Regions from separate parts of the Homo sapiens genome. Here region 1 is linked to region 2. A link is a contact called in ENCODE Hi-C data. All regions are on one chromosome and are shown on one strand. The core of a region is the stretch at or near the end of the contact, and the rest is flanking DNA. Distances in the headings are between cores, read along the strand shown. Region 1 holds the start of CISH (cytokine inducible SH2 containing protein). Region 2 holds the start of MST1 (macrophage stimulating 1).

Evidence for each region. Hi-C counts contacts between places; a loop is a spot of excess contacts on that map. Pooled maps may share reads with other maps.
Region 1: a pooled map shows a loop between it and region 2 (7-fold over the local background). The contact joins the promoter of CISH here to the promoter of MST1 in region 2. A Hi-C loop is called at or near these places in 4 of 50 pooled maps.

The regions. Positions count from the first base shown.
Region 1 is chr3:50,610,181-50,613,225 of GRCh38, forward strand. CISH (cytokine inducible SH2 containing protein) reads right to left here and starts at 1,594. Exons shown (of 3, transcript NM_145071.4): 1 at 1,451-1,594. The coding sequence starts at 1,470. It also overlaps a transcript of MAPKAPK3 not described here. RefSeq lists enhancers at 553-1,113, 2,023-2,112 and a silencer at 1,463-1,942.
Region 2 is chr3:49,688,065-49,691,344 of GRCh38, forward strand. MST1 (macrophage stimulating 1) reads right to left here and starts at 1,410. Exons shown (of 18, transcript NM_020998.4): 1 at 534-1,410. The coding sequence starts at 627. It overlaps RNF123 (ring finger protein 123), which reads left to right and starts at 1,493. Exons shown (of 39, transcript NM_022064.5): 1 at 1,493-1,542; 2 at 3,066-3,183. The coding sequence starts at 3,102. RefSeq lists an enhancer at 764-1,323.

The DNA.
Region 1 (3,045 bases), core at 344-2,843, 920 kb after region 2:
CCCAGAGCTACCTTCCCAGGAGCATGGTTGGTGGCTAGCCAGTCAGGCTGGAACCTCTGTGGGTGGCCACGTCCAGATAGCTTAGCCGGTCCTCAGATCCCACATGTAGGTGTGGGCACCTTTGGGGCTGATGTGGTAGCTGGGTGTATGAATAGCTGTGTTGATCACCACAAGCTCCTGGTGAGTGTGTACCTGGGCAGGGGTGTGTCCATGGCTGTGTCATCATCATGGTGGGGACAGTGGCTGGTGTGTTCTAGGTACATGTGTGTGCCCGCTTTGGAGCGCAGCAGTCTAAAACTTTGTTCCCTGACACCCAACAGTAGCCCTGAGCTTACAAGGGGGTGCTCACCTAGGGTAAAAAGTGAAAGAGGCTATGGGACCCCGGAATGCAGGGGGAGGCTCCTGGGGTGGAAGGCAGTGGTGGGGCAGGTATTCAGGAGTCCCAGAATGCAGACAGGAGGAAGGAACTTGCTGGAGACAGCAAGGGAGAAGTAGTCTTCCCAGCACCTCCATGTCCTCTTCCTTGGCCTCACCTTCCACCCTCCCTCACTTGGCACCAGGCCAGTTGCGATAAGCACAGCCACCCAGTCCTCCCTGAGTGCAGAACACCCATTTATACCTTCTTCCTCTCTCCTTGGAGCTTCCTGAGCTCCTGTCACATCACCATGGCCAGCATCAGACCCTTTGGTTGAAGGGGTTGCTGAGGTTCAGGACAGAGTGGATGGCCAGGAATGCTCAGCTCAGGTCAAGACTCTGTCTTATCAGCATCCCCTCTCCACTGTCCCTTACCTCAAGTCTGGGAAATTTGAAGATGAGAGGCAGGAGCCAAGGTCCTTCTCACATTGGGATCCCAGACTGGGCTGAGACAGGGTTGTGAGACGATTGTGGGGGTACCCCAAGCAGGACCAGGCCAAACCCAGGGCCTCCCGAGAGTTGCAGACCATCAGGTGCCAGCCTGAGGAAAGGCAAGGATCTGCGGCTGGCTTCCCAAGAAGAGCCTACTTGCTAGCCTGGGGCAGGAGAGGGGACACCAGGACAGAGGGGGCCAGGGGCTGGTCCAAGGTTACTAGCAGGCAGGGCAGCAGGCAGGCTAGCGTAGAGTGCTCTGGGCCCAGAAGAATATCTGGGATTGTTGGCCACATCTTGGGGGACGCCGTGCCGTTAGCATCCATCTGCTCCAATGAGAACCCAGGCTGAGCCCACCCTGTGAGTTCCTCCTTTAGCCGGCCAGCCCCCGGTTTCCCAATCCACAGTGGGAATTGAGGTAAGTGTGTGGGGGCGGGGAGTGGGAGTGTCACAGCCCCACACAGAGCCTTGCTCCTGAGGTCCGTCTGCGCTCAGTCACCTCTGGCCCGTCAAGCCCTCCCAATGCCCGGCAGCTAGCACGAAGCCCCTGTTCTCCCGTGCGCCCCTCGTGGTGGCCGGGAAGGGGGCAGAGAGCCGCGCTTACCCCTGAACGCAGAGGACCATGTCCCCGCGGCAGCGGCGACTCCGGAGTGGGGACTCGGCTGGACGGCGGCGGCTGGAGGGAACCAGTGGGCGCGGAGCGCGTGCTGGGTAGGCTCCCGGGGCGCGCGGGCGCAGGACAGGGACTGAGAGGCAGTGGCGCGGACCGCCTGCGAGGGCGAGGGGGGCGGGCCAGACGAGCGGGGCGGGGCGAGCTGCTGCCTAATCCTTTGTCTGCCGCGTTCCAGCCCTTCCCGGAAGCAGCGTCTTCCTAGAACCGCGGGCTGAGCGGTGGGGCCCGGGCGGGGTGCGCGGGCCCCGTCGCCGGGTCTGGGGCCCTGAGCAGTGAAAGGAAATACTTTGACAGATTTCCAAGAACTTTCCAGGAAAACGGGGCGGGGCCCCGCGAGCTGACCAATCGCGACGCTGAAGGTGGAGCCGAGCGGTCGGGGAGGGCCAATAGCAGCGCGTGGACCCGGGGCTGAAGCTACCCAGAGGGGCAGGTCGGAGAGATCAGTGGGGAAAGACCGGGTCGGGGAAGTTAAGGAGGGGCCCGGGCTCAGCAACCCGCGCCCAGATTGCCTTCTGGCATTCTGCGTCGTTGGGGAAGGGCCCTCTTATCTCGCGGTGGAACTCGTGGCAGGGCGGGGGGCGGAGTCCCGGGCTTGTCCTCCCTGCGAGCGGCTCCTCCAAGGAGGTCTGTCGGCGTGTGCAAGCGCCCCGTGTTGGGACGGCCGCTCCTGGACCCTAGGACTCTGTGTGTCGGGTGTCGGATTGGGTGGCATGGGGTGAGATCTGGAGCGGGACTTAGGGCAGGGCGGGGTGCAGAGGACAGTTCCAGAAATGAGTGGGTCCACTGAGGTCAAGCCGGCGGTCACCACAGCCAGAAAGATCCAGACAAGAACGTTTTCTTTGAAAGAGTTGAAGGAGAAAGCACGCCCCAACTTTTCGAATCAGGCAGACCATCCAGTCTTGGCTGGCACTGGTTTCTGGCCGGCCCTGCCAGTCAGGGGAGAAGAGACTACAGATTTGAGAAAGCAAGCAGAGACAGCCCCAGATGGCCCGGACTCTGGGTTGGTACCACCCCCACCCCCCGCCAGAAAAAAAATGCTGAGAGAGAGTCCTGCAACTCAAAACATAGGGAGATAATCTGGGAGTAGGGTGATAGAGGTTGGGGCGGGATGGCGGGGGCAGAGTAGTAACACTCGCTCTTATCTACAGGGAGTACTTGCTGCATTTGATCCTCTACAACTGGTGTTGCTCCCGTTATGCGGACAGAAGACAGCCCCAGGGAACAAATGCTAGGAAATGGCAGGGTAAGAGCTTGGTCCCAGCTCTGAATCAGAAGCCCACGCTCCTACCAGGACCCTCTCCACCTTTTTTCAGTTCACTGGATTCACTATGGAGCATCTTGAAGGACTGTAGGGTCTGTGAATCTCCTCCAAACCCTTGGGCCAGAAGAACTGTGGGATTTGGAGAGGTTGCAGGGTCCACTCCCCACCCCCATCCCCCTCCCAGTGTGTGCCCCCAGGGTCCCCAGAAAGGAGTCTAGCTCTGAGATCCTGGGCAGGGATGACAGACCCCTGGCCTTGTTGAAGG
Region 2 (3,280 bases), core at 160-2,659:
GAAAAAAATTTCCCCTGGGAAGCAGGCCCAGACTTGGTAGTTATCACCGGTGCCTCTGTTTAGTGGCCCAGGCACCGGGCTCAGATCTAACACATACGCTCTGTGAGAGCAGTGGGTGATGAAGCTTGCCCCACCTCATCTCTCAAATGAGAATGCTAAGGCTCAGAGCCATCACATTACCCAGCCAGGGGCCCTGGCTAGGCATTCAGACTCCAAATCTGGGCTCTCACCTGCACAAAGGCATATGCTAGGTTAGAGGGGTAGATCAGGCTCAGGAGGGGTCACTGCCTGCTGTGTGCGTGCATCTGTGTGGTCCTGACACTGCTTCAGTGCTAGAGCAGACGTGCTAATAGAGGCCTAAGTGGGCAATGTCTATGTGTTCCTAGGGCTTCCCAGCTGTGCTCAAGAGGGCAAGGTCACTGCCCCATGCCCACTGAGCCTCTGGCTCCCCGACTTTTTTCTCATCCTAGAATAGGAGAATGGGGCCAACCCCCTCCTGAAGGCAGATGGGGATCAGGGTTGGGGGCACTTACCAGGGACCCCTAAGCATTGAGTCAGAAGCAGCAGGAGTGGGAGCCACCCCATCCTTCTGGCTGGAGGCTGCACTGTGACCCACCACAGCCCCATCCGGGAAGTTGTGAAACCTGTCCCTACGGGATTGGGTGGCTCTGGCTCCACACGTCAGCTCAGGGCCTGCTGGACCCTGACCTGAGACCTGGTGACAGGAGCCATGAGGGGCCAGGCCTCAGGTCCCATAGGTCAGTTGCAAGGGCCTAGTACAGCTTAGTGGACAGGTGTTAGGAAGGTTTGGTGGGGACACTTGAGGTGCCCTGGGGTTGGGGTGAAACCCCTCTGCAGCCTAGTCAGCCCAAGGGCATTGTGAAAGTGAGAGCTGCCAGAGGTCTGGGCTCCAGCCCCTGGGTGACATTAAACTTTTCTGAATTTCGGTTTTTCCCTGTAAATTGGGGAAAATTACTTGCCCCAGCTTCAACACTGCCTCCCCTCCACCCTTTTGCTGCTGCCTTATCAGGCCCCAGCTGTAGGCAGGTCAGCCCACACCCGGCGGCAGAGCCCAGAGAGGCTCGCTCATCTCAGCCGCCAGAAGTGTCATCCCAGGGAAGGTGAGCGAGGCTGTCCACTAGGACTAAATAGGGGTGGAGGTAACAGGTAGCAGGGACTCTGGCAGGAACGGCCTTTCAGACGTTTTAAGGACCGTCTGAGCGGGGCCTCTAAGTATGGGTAGGAGACAGGCGGCCTAGGGATTCCGGTTAGCATGTCGCGTTCTGCCGCAGCAGGGCTGGGAGCATCCCCAGAGCAGGCGGAGGTCGGAGGTGGTGAGGCCTTTCGGCGAAGCTGAGGCCTGGAACAACCCGGTGGGAAGCCATGGAGGGGGTCCCCTAGCGGAGGCTGGGCGCGGGCCAGTGCGCGTGCGCGGCTGGAGGCTCAGCGCGCAAGCGTGCGCGTGATTTGGCCCTGAACGGACGCCGTAGCCAAGAGGTTGGGCGGATGTTGTGAGCCGGGTCGCTGCGGCCGAGGCTCCGGGTGAGTGAGGGGCGGCAGGGCTCTGAGCCTGGCGGGTTCCGGCTATTCCCTTCGCGGTCCGGGCTAGTCCAGTGCGAGGGCACCTGCAGCGCAGGGATCTGGGTGCGAAACTCCGAGCGGAAGCTGGTCTGGCAGGTCCTGTGGAGCTTGGGGCCAGGCGGGGGCGACTTGGGGGAGCCATGCGCCGCCCTCGCCGTCCTTGGGCTCCCAGACGGAGTAGGTTCAGTTCTGAGTCCGGATACCCCGGCGGGGTTGGACGGGATAGCCGTGACAGGGAGTCCCCGGGCGGGGACAAGGTCCGCCTCTCACCTGGGTCCTCAGCAACTGACTCCCGGAGCCCACTCCGGGTGTCTGGAAGGTCTGCTCATCAAATGAATGACTGAGTTTAATCAGATCTTCAACTACTCTGGTAGTGAAGGGGCACCGATCATGGACGCCCACCGAGGGCCCGAGGTCGGGAAAATCACCTTCCCGAGGAGCAGGCGTGGTGCAGACCCACAAGGGTTTGTGGCGGGAGTAGAGGGTCTGTTTGGGGTGAGATAAGAGACTGAACTGCAGAGTAGGGAGTGCTGGCTAAGGCAGTGCTGCAGAGCGAAACTCTAGACCTGCGCTGTCTAATAGAACTTTATATGATGGTGGGAACGTTCTACCTTTGTGCTGTCCAACAGAGTAACCATTAGCCACATGTGGTCATTGAACTCTTGAAATGTGGCTAAGGCAACTGAGAAATCGAATTGTTAATTTTTAAAACTTTAAATTTAAGTAACCTCATGTGGATGACGGCTGCTGTGTTGGACAGCACCGCTACACATCAGTGAGGCCAGCACCAGGGACTCAGTGCAGGTTCTGGAGCAGCTGCAGCAGCAACATGATGTGAGGGATAGATGCACTAGGAGGACCAATGGAGTTTGCCATGAGGGCTGGGCAAGGGTGGTGCTTGGATGAGGTGGGAGGCCACATGTGTGAGTGGGAATGGTGAAACTATCAGGACCATGGATAAAAGAAGGGAGGAACCCAGGGCTGAGGAAAGAGGCTCCAGCCTTGTGGGGAGTAAGTGGGACTTATGGCTAGAGATGACCAGACCAGTGGTGGTCTGCACTTGGGGGAATGTGTAGGATTGTCGCTTCTGGTTGTGAGCTGGACTCAGTATGGCTTACAACTGAGATGGATACAGGGGCTCTGCCCCTAGGACACCTCACTTTGGACATTTTGGTCTGATTTCCACAGAGCTGAGACATTTTGTTATGGTTCGGCAAAAATATATCTAGTACCTGCTCTCTGCCCAGCCCTGTGCTGGGCACAGGGACACTGGAGAACAAGAAGTGGTCCCTGTTACATGGGCCTAGACCCTGGCTACCCTCCCTGTGTAGGAAGCTGGGAGCCCCTGCATTCCCCTGCCCTATGTGTTAGTGTGCATGCCCCTGGCCTCACCTGCTCCCAAGCCTTCCTGCCATGGCAGGACTGAGGTCAGGTGTGGGGGCCCCTGGCTGGCCCTGAGTAGACAGGCTCTGTGTCTGGCTCAGCCCCCAGGACCACTGGCTGCCCATGAGAGATGAAGGATGGCATCCAAGGGGGCCGGCATGTCTTTCTCCCGCAAGAGCTATAGGCTGACCTCAGATGCTGAGAAATCCAGGGTCACAGGTAAGAGCTGGCAGGGAAGGAAGGAGGCTCCTCTTGTTGGGAGGAGAAGGAAGGGACAAAGGCCTCAGGCCTTGCTGCACCTGTGGCTGGCCTAGGA